2 separate regions of the Homo sapiens genome follow, and region 1 is linked to region 2. A link is a contact called in ENCODE Hi-C or POLR2A ChIA-PET data. All regions are on one chromosome and are shown on one strand. The core of a region is the stretch at or near the end of the contact, and the rest is flanking DNA. Distances in the headings are between cores, read along the strand shown. Region 1 overlaps KALRN (kalirin RhoGEF kinase). Region 2 overlaps MYLK (myosin light chain kinase).

The links. Hi-C counts contacts between places; a loop is a spot of excess contacts on that map. ChIA-PET counts read pairs that join two places held with the same protein, here RNA polymerase II (POLR2A). Pooled maps may share reads with other maps.
Region 1: a map of MCF 10A shows a loop between it and region 2 (4-fold over the local background). The contact joins two enhancer-like sites. A Hi-C loop is called at or near these places in 3 of 168 maps with a recorded cell type or tissue (MCF 10A, PC-9 and mammary epithelial cell) and 11 of 50 pooled maps. POLR2A ChIA-PET finds 5 or more read pairs at or near these places in 1 of 52 experiments (BJ).

Annotation. Positions count from the first base shown.
Region 1 is chr3:124,273,224-124,280,360 of GRCh38, forward strand. All of the region lies in intron 5 of KALRN (kalirin RhoGEF kinase), which reads left to right. Among named protein-coding and RNA genes, the nearest start is that of MIR6083, 98 kb to the right of the region's middle. Within about 2 kb of position 4,493, at least 16 of the 41 ENCODE cell types and tissues checked have a DNase peak (open chromatin) inside an H3K27ac peak, as active enhancers do.
Region 2 is chr3:123,655,851-123,662,966 of GRCh38, forward strand. MYLK (myosin light chain kinase) reads right to left here. Exons shown (of 34, transcript NM_053025.4): 24 at 1,276-1,578. LOC124909421 (a long non-coding RNA gene) reads left to right here. Exons shown (of 2, transcript XR_007096038.1): 2 at 3,019-5,649. Among named protein-coding and RNA genes, the nearest start is that of MYLK-AS2, 30 kb to the right of the region's middle. Within about 2 kb of position 5,226, at least 18 of the 41 ENCODE cell types and tissues checked have a DNase peak (open chromatin) inside an H3K27ac peak, as active enhancers do.

The sequences.
Region 1 (7,137 bases), core at 3,243-5,742, 620 kb after region 2:
GGAGGTGCTGGGGAGTGGGCCGTGCTCTCTCCCAATTAAGTATCTAGGGAGTAGGGCCTCTGTTCCACAGATAATTCATAAAGCAAGTCACTCATTCATTTAATAATCAATGTTGAACAGCTGTCGTGAGCCACCAAAAGGGTGGGTAGGCCAGAAGTTCTGTCTGGAGCAGCTCACCATCTAATTAAGCAAGTGAGCACATAAGCTCCTGTGTATTCACTTTTTTTTATTTTTAAAAGCAGGTTTATTGAGGTATAATTGATAAACAATAAGTGGCACATATTTAACATATATGATCTGATAAGTTTGGACATACGTATACACCTATAAAACCATCAAGGTAATAGACATAGCCATACCTCCAAAAGTTTTTTTGTTTCCCTTTGCATAAACTCTTACTTATTAAATGCTTTCTGTGCATGCTGTACTGTCCTAGGCACAGCCTCTGTGCTTGGAGAATGTTCAGAGAAGAGGGAACACTGCTGCTCAGGAATGACAGGAAAGTCTTAATGAGCAATCTGTGGAAACACAGAGTAATTCAGAGATGATTCAAACAATGCATGATGTTAGATGAACCACTGCAGTCTCAGCCGGGCGCCCTCTGGTCTATAACTAATGGGCCTGTCCTCCACTGTATTCGCAGAACACAAGCCAGGTCACCACTCATTGGCCTGGTGCAGATTAAGGCTCTCTGTGCAGCCATGTTTCACATCTGGCCACCCCTCCAGTTGTGGTAGACCCTGTGTGATGAAGGTGTCTGCCCTGCAAACACAACCTATTACTGAAGAGAAGGGATGGGCCTCTTCCCCACTGGGGGCCATATGTGGTCTTAAAGGTCATTAAGTAGACTCATTGTAGATGTGCCTTTGGAAAATGGAAGGGTGAGTGCTACTCAGTGGAAGATCCTCCCCCGACACACCCCTTCCTGGGTGCCTAGGGCACATCTTCTAATGCTAGAACTAGAAGCAGCCGTGAAGTCCACACGTCTACCTCCCACACACCGTAGAAATCCCAGCCTTGCCATCTGATGACAGTCATTATGACCTCGTGATGTCAATGTGCTGATGCCAATGATAAGTATCAGAAAATATCGAAACTCCCATCTGCCTTCTGATGTGGGGAAGGCCCTCAGTCTTCCAGTCTTTTCAGGGAAGGAGCAGAGCTTCGAAGAGTTCCGGTGCATAACTAGACTTAACTGATTGAGAAATCTTTATCTACTTCATTTCTGAATAAAGGAAGCTCTACTGATGTCTACCCAGGAGGCCCATTTTTTAGCCTTGCCCAAAGCTATTCTGGAAAGGAGAAGATATTCGCACTTTGGGAGAATCCCCAAAAGAGTGAACAAAGCTGGCTAATGGGGCTTCCAGTATTGAAATCATGCCTATTATTGGTTTATGCAGCACATTGTATTTGTTTAATGTGTAAATGCATGGTTGGGAAACACCCAAGACAATATCCTTATCACCCTGCTTGAGAGGATATTTTGGTGCCTACCTCCCCCATGACCAAGACATCTAGCCCAAATGAGAATCTCTCATTTTTTTTTTAGGTGTTCAGCAGAGACTGTGGCCTCCGTGGCTGCCTAGCCCTGCCTTTACCACTACAGGAAAGCTCACCTTGGAAAACCTAATTTTTAAATGCCTTCCTGCATATTCATTTTTGCACGGTGAAATTCTATTCACATCCATGGGTGCCATGCTGAAATGGAGCTGTGGTGGGTGGGGTTAGGATTTGTCCTGGGGTGACACGTATCAATTGTGAGACATTAGGCACATCTTTAACTTATCACCCCCAATTGTGTTACCGACAAAACAAAGATAAAGAATTTATATTACTTCTACTTCAGCATCTTTTGACTTTTCTTCTGCTTCCACACTGCACTGTTCTCATGCACAATACTCTCTCTTCATGAAAACATCTTTCAACAGGAGAAGTGGGGTGGCCACGGTCATGGTGGTGGTAGCTTTGGAGGTGGTGATGACAGAGAATAAACTTCTGAGGAGATGTACCAGAATCTGCAGAGTGGTTTAATAAAGCCCCACCCCAACCCCAATCCATTTCTCTTCCTTCCTCTTCCTTTGAGACTTGCTCCACTAAATAAATATCTAAGCCCTTTTACAACTTAACAATTGTATAATACTTTTTGCTTTTGTGCTTTTTCATTCTCCCCTACATATTTATAGTGGGTTCTTCTCTTTTCAGGATTGTTGCCTTGGGTAATTATGAAAAATAAGAAACCTCTCAGCAAATAAAACCCTACTCCCTTGAGGTTTTGTTTGTTTGTTTGCTTAAAAAAAAGACAAACTTCTTCGCAGGGTTGTTATGAGAATTGAGTGGGGTTATGTATGTAGCAGTGCCTGGCATGGTGCCTGGCCCAGCATAGCTATTCCAGGAACATTGGCTTCCCTTCCTTCTCCCTGCACTATTTCAGTTATGATTTACTCTTCAGTCATGGGTGCCTGCTGAGACCATGAAGAGTGTCACTGATGCTCTCTTCCAAATGAACCTGCTCTAAATCATTTTCAATTATCCTTAATGGAACAAAATTCAGAATTGATTTTTGAGAGAAGTTGGAAATTATGGTGTAGATTCTTGGGGGTCCTGCAGGTCACCAGGCTATGCAGTGCCCCTGGGCAGGGCACAAAAGAGGAGCACATAGGTCACACTGGGGTCACACCTGAGGAGTCAGGGTGGGGACATCCTCCACAGGGAAAGTTCTCTGGAAAAACAAGGTCTGTCCTTGAAGCAGCCCCAGAGAAAAGTGATTCTTCCTGGTGTCCCATGAGAGGTGAGCACCTGTCCCCATGCACCCTCTACATCTGAGACACTTGTCACCTTCTGCTTTGCAGTATAGCTAAGAGCATATTTGTCTTATTCCCTTGCAAACTTGGGGCCAGAAATACTTCCTATGGCAATGTTTATGCATTTTAATATTCTTGGAAGTCTGTGCAAACAAAATAATGCTGCTTTTATGTTAATCACCATGAGAAAATCTACACTGGGCACCACTGGGCATCGTGGTAGGCAGCAGACCACTGTGCTAAGGGTGATGTGCTTATTGCGTTTTGAGGTTGGTATGTCCTGTTGGCCACATTAGCATTGCAGGACATCCCCAGGATGCCCCGTCACTGGGCAAAGTATCCACTGCTATTTCCTGTCCTCTCCCTCCAAGGTATAAACAGTTCTGGTCACTCCCTAGAGCCCAAAACAGGACCCAAAGTCTTATCCTGCCTGGGGTGACCAGAACCAGTGGGGCTGTTGTAGAGAAATCCTGCTGCTTCTACTTCCCTGGTGGACCCTGGCCCACTGTCTCTTCTCTTCCCCACACCTCCAACACCCCCATTCCCCATGAGGCAGCAGTAACATGATTCCACTGTCATTTGTCAAAGTGAAGTGCCTTTGCAGTAATTACAATATGTAATTCTTTTCGGAATGTTCAAAGTATTTTCACACCCATGACCTTAGAGATTTTCTGGCCCAGCCCTTCCTTTTACATAGTAATCTTTGACCCAGAGCAGAGACCCACCCAAAATCATCCAGTCCATGGTTCATCATCCAAGTCTCCCATGTACTGTGTGTGGTAGGCCAGGTGGGCACGTATAGGGGCATCATTTCACAGATGGGAAAGCTGAGACTTGGTGTGCTTGAGTGGTTTGCTTGGGATAGAGTCCTCTGCTTTGAAGCTGGTGCTCCTCCCTCTTCTCCCAACACACGCACGCACACATGTGCGCATGCACACACACATGTGTGCACACGTGCACACACACACTCTCTACACCCTCTCTTTGGAGGCTCCTTGCCGTGCAGGACAGATGGTGGCATGTGCCAGGAACCTAGGCGGTGGCTAAAGGGGCTGGGGGCTAGGAGGATAAGGGTCACTTGACATGTGTCCTCACCAGTGCTGTGGTGAAGGGACAAGCACTGGACAGGCCTCCAGAGGGGCGTGTCATGTCTCTGTGTGGTTCAATTGCCTGAGCCCTTCATGTTGGGAGGGAGGCTTCAAAGAGCTGTGACCTTCGGGTTGGCCAGAAGGGCAAGGCCTTTACGGGGTGGTTGTAATTTCCTGCTTTTTTTGGAGAAAGGCTCCGGTGCCCTCTTGTTCCTGCTCTCCCCTCTCCTACTGAGACCTTAACCACCAAACCCCTCCACCTCCTGTTGACGGAGCTCAGGGCAAGGAAGTGTGTCTGTATCCCGCCCCCTGACACAGAACACAGTGTCCTGTATTATTTCCAGCCTGCTGGTCCTGGGAATTTCGACTTACTTTTTCTCATTTCCTCCCCTTGAACATTAGAAACATTAGATTCCAAAAATAATCTAAGTCACCGTGTTCTACAGGCTGCATGTGTGTGTTTTCTCCCAAAGCTGTTTTTCTCCCTCTTAAATCCTTTCTCCCTCTCCTTTCTTCCCTCTCCTGCATTTTCAGCCCCATTTGTATCCTGAGATTAGCACGCCTGCAGGAGGAGTGTGGGTGTGGAGAACAGAATGGAGGAAGGATGGGGAAGAATGCTCAGGCATGAGGCTTGGCTCCCTTCCACGGTTCTCTCAAGAGAGTGGAAGGTGCCAAGACCTGAACTGCTGTGTGTAAAAAGTCTGCCTATGCAGCCCCTGCTTATGAATGGACCCCATAGAACTGTGGACCCCTTAGTGACTCTTTGGAACTGAGAACTAAGACACTGTGTTAACAGTACTTTCCAGAATCTGGGCTGTCACACTGACTCTGTCTGCAGCAGTTGAGGTGAGCTGTGAAAAGAAGGTCTGATCAGAGATGAACTATGTGTGTGTGTGTGTGTGTGTGTGTGTGTGTGGTGCAGGGCAGTAACTGAGAAAAGTTCATTGACTCATTCGTCAACAGACATTGAGTGTCTACTGTGTGACAGGCCTTCTGTTGGGGCTATGTGTCTCTACTCTTACCCTAGGCCTTGGATGGAGGATAGTGTAGGGCAGTGCAGGGAAAATCAGAGTTAGCACTAATGTAATTCTTGATACATCGTAAGGAAAAGATGGTTTAGAGAGTCACCACTCCAGTGGCTAGAACCCAGGTGAGTTAAGATATCAAGGTCTCTGTTGCTTTCTGGGTGGGGTAGGGCTGGTGGAGGTGGGGTGAGTGTCTTAGTATGTATGGGAGAAAAAGCATGGAGGTGGTCCAAGCAAAAAGGAGACATGTCAGCTCTGCCCCAGTAGGGGAAACAGGGGAAAGGTTTTGGTACCCTGTTTGAAGAATGAAGGACACTTCAGGTGTGTGTGTGTGTGTGTGTGTGTGTGTGTGGTGCAGGGCAGTAACTGAGAAAAGTTCATTGACTCATTCATCAACAGACATTGAGTGTCTACTGTGTGACAGGCCTTCTGCTGGGACTATGTGTCTCTACTCTTACCCTAGGCCTTGGATGGAGGAGAGTGTAGGGCAGTGCAGGGAAAATCAGAGTTTATAAAGTAAAACCAATTTTACTTTATAATTTGTTTTATAAATTATAAAGTAATTTGGGAATGCCCCATCACTGGGCAAAGTATCCACTTCTATTTCCTGTCCTCTCCTTCCAAGGTATAAACAGTTCTGGTCACTCCCTAGAGCCCAAAACAGGACCCAAAGTCTTATCCTGCCTGGGGTGATGAATTTGTCAGACTTTATAAAACAAAGTCTCTGTTTGGGGTAGGAAGCTTTCCCAAGGTTTCTTTCTAGGCATTTTGCTTTGAGGAACCTGCTTTCCTTCCTTTTTTCTACCTTCTACCATTTTCCCTGTTCCTCTTCTACTCCCTTTCCCACTTGTGACCTTCTTGGTCCCTGTCCTGGCATCTCCTCAGGCCTGTCCTTACCTTTTGTGCACCTGTTCTCTCTGAACTTGTTGAATGGCCTTCCTTTTCCATTCCTGCTTCCTTCCTTGGTCAGAGTTAAGGAAGAGCCCCATGCACAGTTCAGGCCTCCTGTGGGGGACAGAGAGAGCACTGGCTTTGAAACTGGAGAAACCTGGGTTTGAATCCCTGCTGGGCCACTTGTAGCTGAGTGACTGTGTTCAGTTCACCCCCTCTGAACACTGATTTCTTTATCTGTAAAATATAGATTTTAATACCTGCCTTAGGATTATTGTATGAGTTAAAGAAAATGTACATAAATCTACCAGTATGGCTGGAGCCTTGAAGACATTCAGCACATGGAACAAATGGTAGATTTGTAGAGATAGACTTGTGCTGGCCCATGTAAATGAGTGGAATCAGCAGTGGATAGATGCCTGGGGAGGCTCTCTTGAGGGGCATGCATGGGGAATACAGCCCCATCCACAACAAAGATGCCAGAGTGGAAAGTAGGCAGCCTGTGGCAGCAGAGCATGGAGGTGAGGAACCTGGTGGCTGGAGAAACCAAGAAGGGATCTTGAGGAGGACCTCATCAGTGGGTATTAGACACAAGGTCAGCTGCTAGCAGGGAGAAAAGGAAATGGAAGCTGTAACCAGTCTGGCAGGATCTTAGAGAACACTTGCTGAAGATAAGCCAATCACTGTGCCGAGTACTGTGCCAGGGATGGGCAATTGGAAGATGAGCTACATTCAGGCCTGGCCATGTTGGAGCAGAGGGCACCAGCAAACAAATAGCCATTGCACAGGTAAGTTCACAACGGTGTCTATTAGTGCTATGGGAGCATAGATGGAGAAATGTTTAGCCAGGGTTTGGGATGCAGGGAGATGGAAGAGTGTGAGCAAAGGCACAGCAGCCTCAAAATGCAGGCTGGATCCTGGGAATGTCTGCAGTTGGGTGTGGCTGGAGCACAGGCTCTACAGAGAGGAGTGCAGGAGGTCTGTGTTCATGCCATGTGGGTTACCAGGAGTCAGAGCACAACAGAGAGTCAGAAGTCCATGGAATAACCAGTGGACCACGAGGAAAACTGGATTCTGGCAAATGGTTCAGGTCTTGCCAGGAGCATCTGAGAATCCTAAAGTCTTTGATTCAGGTCCAATCCCTTACCCATGGCAGAACTCCCTTCCAGATGTGCATTTTTCCAGATTCTTCTGAGCATTTCCAGGGCTGAGGAAGCCACAGCTTTGTGAGGCAGCCTGTTCCACTGTTCTGTAGCCCCAGTTGTTAGAAAGTCCTCCTTCCAGCAGGCCAGAATCTACCCTCCTGTAGTTACACCCTGCAGTCCCATCTCT
Region 2 (7,116 bases), core at 3,976-6,475:
CACATCGTAAGCTTAGAGTAAGTGCTCAATACATGTTAGCCATGGTGAATTATAACAATAAACCTCTAGCTGGCTCTTGAATTTGTGTTCAGTTACCCCAGCCAGGAACTGTAAGTCATCTTAGAATCTTCCAGTTCTCTTCCTCAACTCACTATGCAAAAAGTCATCAAGTATGGTCACTTCTACCTCCTGAGGCTTGAAGTTCGTGCCCTTTCCATCCCTCCCCTGGACTGTCATCCCAGAGGCCCATCTGATATGGCTGACTGCAGTCTCATCTCCTCTGACCCACCCACCACTCCAGTGCTTCTCAAATGTTCGTGTGCATCTGAATCCCCAAGGAGTGGATCATTTTCAGTCAAGGCCCAGAAGGGCCTGGGGGAGTCTGCTTGCTAAGAAGCTCCCAGGATGCCAAGGCTGCTGGTCCACAACTGCACTGTGAATAGCAAATCCCTGCTTTTTCCCTAGTTCTCTGAAAACCAGCTCTAATCGTCTCGATCCCCTGCCTGAGAATCTTTGATGAACTTCACAACTTTACCTAAAATGCCCTTTTAGTCTTACTTCCTCCTGTTCTGTCTCACACAACATATGCCTTGGCCACACACGAGCATCTGAAAATGTCACACACTGCCATGGCTTTGTAACCTTTGCTCATGCTGTTTCCTCTTGTAGAGTGCCTTTCCTTATCTTCCCTGCCTTTTAGAATCCTATCCCTTTTTCCAAGACTCAGACTAAGTGTCACCTTCTCCAGAAAGCCTTCCTTGGTCTCCATGGAAAAATGCTCCATGCATTTTGTTATGTCCCCTTGGTTCTTTTTTTACCCAGCTATAATAGGATGCATCCCTTCTCATTATAGTTAGCCATACACACCTCTCTTCCTCTAGATTTTAAGCTCCATGTCTTATCTTTGTGTTCCAAGAATCTGACACCAAGTAGACACTCAAATATGGATACAAGAGGAGAAGAGAAGGGGTGGAGGGTGGAAGAGGAACATGAGGCCGCTTGAACTCCTATGCTCCTGAGTAACATACCATCACCCCCTGGTGGCAGCATGCCAAAATTGCTGGTTCAATGTTTTTTGAAATGTCCTAAGTATTAATACTTTTTTTGAAGAATGGCTCAACATCACTGTCTTGGAAACCAAGACCCCAAAAGACCCTGCCAGTCATCATTAATGTTTCCTCAGTTCCTTTTCACCCCTTTCAGTACAGTCTTTACATACACAAGGTCAGTCACGCACATTTGTTTCAAGCCACTGATGAAGTGATGGCAGCCTACCTTCAGGTTTCTCTCCTACCGTTGTGAGTTCAGACTCCTGGCTTGGCTCACTGGTTCCATACACGTTGATTGCACGTACACGGAACTTATATTCGTGGTCAGGCAGCAGGTCCTGGACGTTGAAAGAGGTGCTGCGGCATGTGGCTAGTTCCTTCCACGTCTTGTTGGCTGAGTCCCAGATCTCGATGCTGTAGGACTGTACAGCACTGCCCCCATCATATGAGGAGCCATACCAGGACAGGGTCAGTGAGGAGCTCCGAATGTCAGAGGCACAAGGTGTGCCAGCTGGGGGGTCTGGCTTATCTGGGGATAAAGAAGCACAACATCACCCACACTTTCCAGAATTGCAGGCAAAGGAAGTTTTTGAATTACCTGTGTCATGGGGGGAAGGCAGCCTAGAGAACCCAATCCAAAGTCCCTGGTCCTGCGTCTCTTTCCCTCATCCGCACATCACAGTTAGAGCTATGTACAAACCCACCTGTACGGAAAGCCCCATGTATAATTATTTGCTCCAAAAAAGGCCCCCTCGCTTTTTTTTGCTAGTTTTCCAGTCTACATGCAAGTCACGATTTCCTGTACTTTGCCCAAGTCATAAACATATTTGTCAGAGTAAACAGATCTAGGAAGCTGCCCAGAAGGCGTGGACTATTTCCTATCGAAAACATGTTTTGAGAGAGAGAGTTCAGCATGAGTGTGTGTGTCTGTCCTTCAGGCCCTTGGCCAATGACCTGTGACATAACTAGGGGTCTGCCTCCACTTTCTCTGGGTCTTGAGAAATGCCTGCCCCACCAAGGGGTGGTATAGCACAGTGTTTGTGCTCTGAAGTCAGACAGATTCAAGTTTGAACACAGATCTGTCCCCACACAGTAGCTGTTAATTGCCCTGAGCCTCAGTTTCCTCATCTGTAAAATGTGAATAACAACAGCACTTGTATCACAGGTGGTTGTAAGAAATTCTTAGAAGAGTGGCTGGCTTGACTAGTCATTACTATCAAGATTATTGTAGGAGTTTATTTCTAACTTTATATACTTAAAAATTACTCCTACCCTACCTCTTTTATTCTCAGAGGGCTGTTGAGATATAAATAATTTCAAAAGCAAACCACAATAGCAAATCACAGCCATCCCTGACTAATGGACAGAAAATGAGCTGAGGACACAAATAAGAAGTGGCCCTTTTGGCTGGCTGCCTTCTCATTCAGATGACCTGGCCTCAGAACTAGCAGTACTGCCAACTTCAAGTCAAATCATGGTAGCCAATACTTTAATGAGGCTCTTGAGTTTTGCTGATTTTATTAGTTGCTTATCTGAGCAAAACTCTCCTATTTTTCAGATTTAGTTTTTGCAGATGGTTGGTTAGTTACAGATATCTGTGTTGTGTTCATTAACCCTTCATCTCCCCCAATGCTGTTTGATTTCATGAAGCCTCACAAACTAGCAATTGAAACCATGCTTTTAAGCTATGTCAACCCCAGCAAATTTGAAACTGGTTTGTTTGCCTGGCTTTCTCATTCAGAGAATGGTGCTAATATGTTCCTACCTCTTAGGGTTTTTGCAAGCATCAAGTAAGCAAACATAGATAAAGTACTTGACCGCTACTCTCCCACCTCCAGCAAGGCAGGAAGGCCAAAGGCAATGGCTGCAAATGACCCTGTGTATATGGAGAAGAAAAATCTGCATGTATATACATGTGTATATGAGTATATATACTCATACTCATATTCATTCTTGTCCCCTCTCCCAGCCCTGCCGATCCACATTCCAGCCCAGAATGCACTGCCCAGAAACTGTCTACCCCAATAACCAAAGCCCTGGGAATGATTCTGGGATTGTGACAGAGCCACTTCCCAGTGCTGGCAGTCATGCCAGAGGCCTCCTGTGATGGAAGCACTTTCACTGGCTGTTTAATATGTTCTCTTAGAAAAACTGTTTGTTCTGAGAGATATATTGGCCTTTTTTGAAACATTTCTGGTTTTGGCTAAGATGTTTATTACTCTAAACTCTCTTAAAGACAAGTGGTTCAAGTCCTCTCAAGACCCAGCTAAGGAAGTAAAAAAACCTGAAGAGGGATGGAAGACAGACCCACTATTCCTCCCAGAGAAGACTGCCTGGAGACCATGTGATTGGCCACAGTTGGAGTTGTGTGGGCTTATAAACGAATGCACTCTGCCAACTGATCTTCCTTCTGCTTTGGTCAAGAAAAGAAAACTGAGAAATGGGTGTTGCAGAAGAGGTGCCATTTGTACCCTACCCTGTTACACATGTCTCTTGGCTGAAAATGAGAACCTATACATGACATATGTGATACGTAAGACTTGTCACACAAGAGAAGATGCAAAATTTGGGGCGAGGGACTTTAATTCCAAGTAAAACTCCAACATTTTTAAGGAATTTGCTACCAAATTAAGGAGTTCAGAAAAGACCCAAGTCAGAAGTCCTAGGAGATTGGAGGCCTCCCACTCCTCCACCTGCCTTTAGAGCTGTGGGCTGCACCTAATGCTTTCTGTTCTTTCTAAGCTATGAGCCCCATGCAGTGGCTGAACTAGTAAAGGGATGAAAACTCTCAGAAAAGAACAGATGTCCTTAGAACAGGGAGCTCCTGTGAGCTTGTCCTCCACGGCGACACACTCAGACTGGGAGGGAGACCCTGGGCATCTCTGGGCAAAGGAGACTCCACATTTCCTCTGAATTCTCCCAGGGCTCCCTGGAGGCTTGACTAACAGAATAGGAAACTCAGCTCAGTCTAAGACAAGAGTCTCCAGTGGCACCAGCTCCAGGATTTTCTCCTCAGCAAATGTTCTAATTTCCAGGAAAATGGAGGATCCTGTCCTACAGCTTCCCACTAGAGTAACTGCTCTTGAGGTCTCTTGGTCCTCGCTTATTTGAAGATGACCAGTGGCTATGCCTAGCCCCACCTGGATGTCCCTTCCCTGGGACTTCAGCAGCTGCTGGAAGGGCCCCCACATGTCATCTACCTGGATAATCCTAGCCCTTGGGAAATGGGTCCTCAGCAGCTAAGGCATTTTGCTTATCAAGAAAACCCAGTAGTCAGTGGCAGAGCCAAAAGGAGATTCCAAAAAGCCTCTGGACCCTCGCTCCAGGGCTCAAGACTTTCCAGGCTATCAGGCAGAATGAGCTCAAGAAGGCATCTTGCTTAAGCCTGAGCTGAGCATTAAGATGGGAAATCATGCAAGCTCCAAACTCAGTTAGTATTTGGGGATTATTGGGTATTTGGGGTTCTCTCTACTTTGTTTTTCTCCTTTAAAGATATGAAAAGAGACCTGCTTTTCTCGTGCTGGGTGAGTGACCTTAAGGAATCCATCTGGGTATGCTGCTCACTGTCCCCTCCCTTATTCCCCACAGGCCAAGACCAGGGGCGCATGTGCAGGAAGAGGCTCTGAGCATTGCAAATTCCTGGGCTGCCTTTTAAAATATAATAATAATAAGTCTCCAAAATAGCTAAATATCACTCATTTAAGCTAACAGAGGGAAAGGCTAGTTTTTATTATTGTTTGAAAAATAGGAGCCAGAGAGGATCTGAAAAGAAAGTGGCCCTTTAAAGAATATACAATAAGAGAAGTTTGCTGCTAACAAGGAGGAGTTGTATTAAACTGGCCTTATTTAGCTGGTCTGTAAATGCATGAAAACTGTCCGGAGCAGACCAAGTGATTCCTGTTTTACCTCATGTACATTTTACATCTGCTTAATAAACCCTGATCAGGGAATACAGAGATGTCCCTGAAGATGCACAGGTAAATCTGAGCTTCATCCAGGTTTACTTTGAACTAATTCTAAGTGTACAGGCTCTGAATGAATGTGGCTTTGCTGTATCCATCAATGTGAGTCCTATTTTATTGAGCAATTCTATTCTTAGTTCTTTGAGGGGGAGGCAGACAGAAAGCCTCGGTTCTCCTCCATTCCATTCCCCTCCCAGGACGGCATTTAACATGCTGCTCCTGCCAGCTGGCAGACAGCCACGCCAATGGCCCTGTCAGCACTGGCTGCAGAGAATAAGAAACTAAACCATAAAAGGCCAGAACTGCAGCCCGCGTAGTGGTGATCGGAGGAGGGGAGTGCGTGGCACTGCGCAGGAGCTGGGCATCGTGGGGGCTGGGGGGAGGGAGAGCTTTTCTGTAGAAAAGCAGTTCAAAGAAGCTGACCCCAAAGTTGCTTAAGGAGGAGCAGATGAGAGAGAACATCAAAGAAAAGTTTAAACTGATGCTTGCTGATAGGACGGGAGTACAGGGCCAAATCAGTGCTTCAGAACAGATCTAAATGTACCAGTAAAGTGGATCACTAGCACCAAGCCTCCACAGGTTCCTGACTCCTTGGGAGGAAATTATTCAAATAAACACCTGGAGTCACCAAAAAGAGACAGAGTGAGAAAAGGGTTGTTCTTCTCCTTTAGAAATGAAAAACCCATTCCCTGACCCCTTTGTACACCAGTCTTCCCCGATCTGAAACTTCTAACCAAAAGAAACAAAAGAACAGGGTCAGAGGAAGGAAGACAAAGGGAAAAGAGGGGACATGGGACAGGGTGACGGACACTGAGAAATGGCTGAAACAGAACACAGGGTAAAGAAACAAGGCCAGGGAGAGGAACAGAGCAAGAGAGAAGGTAAACAGAAATATGGACAACTGGGGGTGGGGAGTGGATGCTGGAGCTCAGTCCTCTGTGAATTCCCTCTCCCGGGTCCCCTGTGTCCAGGGACAATCTTCCAGGGGGCTTTGCAGTACTTCCTCTCTGGGGAGTCGGGCCAGGGTGTGGAACCTGTGGTCTGTTCTGGTAGCTGGCATGGGCATAGCTCACTGGCCACCTCATTTGTCTTCCCAGCTCTGTATTACTTTGACCTTTATCCTCGTGTCTTCCTTATTCACCTGGTTGGACAAGGACTTCTTCTTCCCCAGCTGCTTAGGGGCTGAAGGGAAGTGCTACAGGGCTTCCTAAGGCTCAGCATGAGAAAAATGGAGGCACAGACATCAACAACTCTCTGGCATGTGGACAGCTCCCCAAAAGGCTTGCATGTCTCCCCTCAAGATGAGTTTTGCAGCCAGAGTGTTCCTTTACCTTTTGGGACATTCTGTACCTACTTCACACTCCCATGAGTGGCACTGGAGGACAAGTGTTTGAAAGTTTAGAGCTAGTTCCCACTTAGCCTCTGATGCACTATGTTACTTTGTTCAGATTAGGCCTCAGTTTCTCCTGCATAAGGCTGGAAACATCAGTCCTGTCCATCCTAGTCCTAAGGTGATGATACGAGATGAAGATAGGGGAGAAAAACTGCTTGAGAACTAAGTCAGGGAATCACAGAATGTCAGAGAACAAAGTCAAGGAATCACAGACCACCAGAGAACAGAGGTGAGGAACCATAGAATGTCAGAGAATAGAGTCGAGGAATCAGAATGTCAGAGAATAGAGTTGGGGAATCATAGAATGTCAGAGCTACAAGAGACCTTAAGAGTCAATGTCTACAACTTCTAACTTCATATCTAGATACTTCCATAAGAGAGATTCCAGTGGAAGACTTCTAACCACGGTAGCCACACAAGCCCTGTTACCAACAGATCCTTTTGTTCTGTGTGCCCACGTGTGTGTGCACCAGGAACACACAGGAAAGGCTAGTTTGCAGGAAGTTAAGGTTGGGATCAGCACACACAGCTGAGAGTTTTGTGCACTGCATAAAAGGGGTCTAGTGGGGGCATCTGGGCCAACCTGTCCTCCCCAAGGCCAGGTCATGAGTTCTGGGGTGAGGCTGGGGGTGCTGTACCCTTTTCACTCTGCCCAGCAAGGCCCCTTTTTCTAATTTTCACAAATGTACCCTATAAGCTTGAAAGCCAAGGA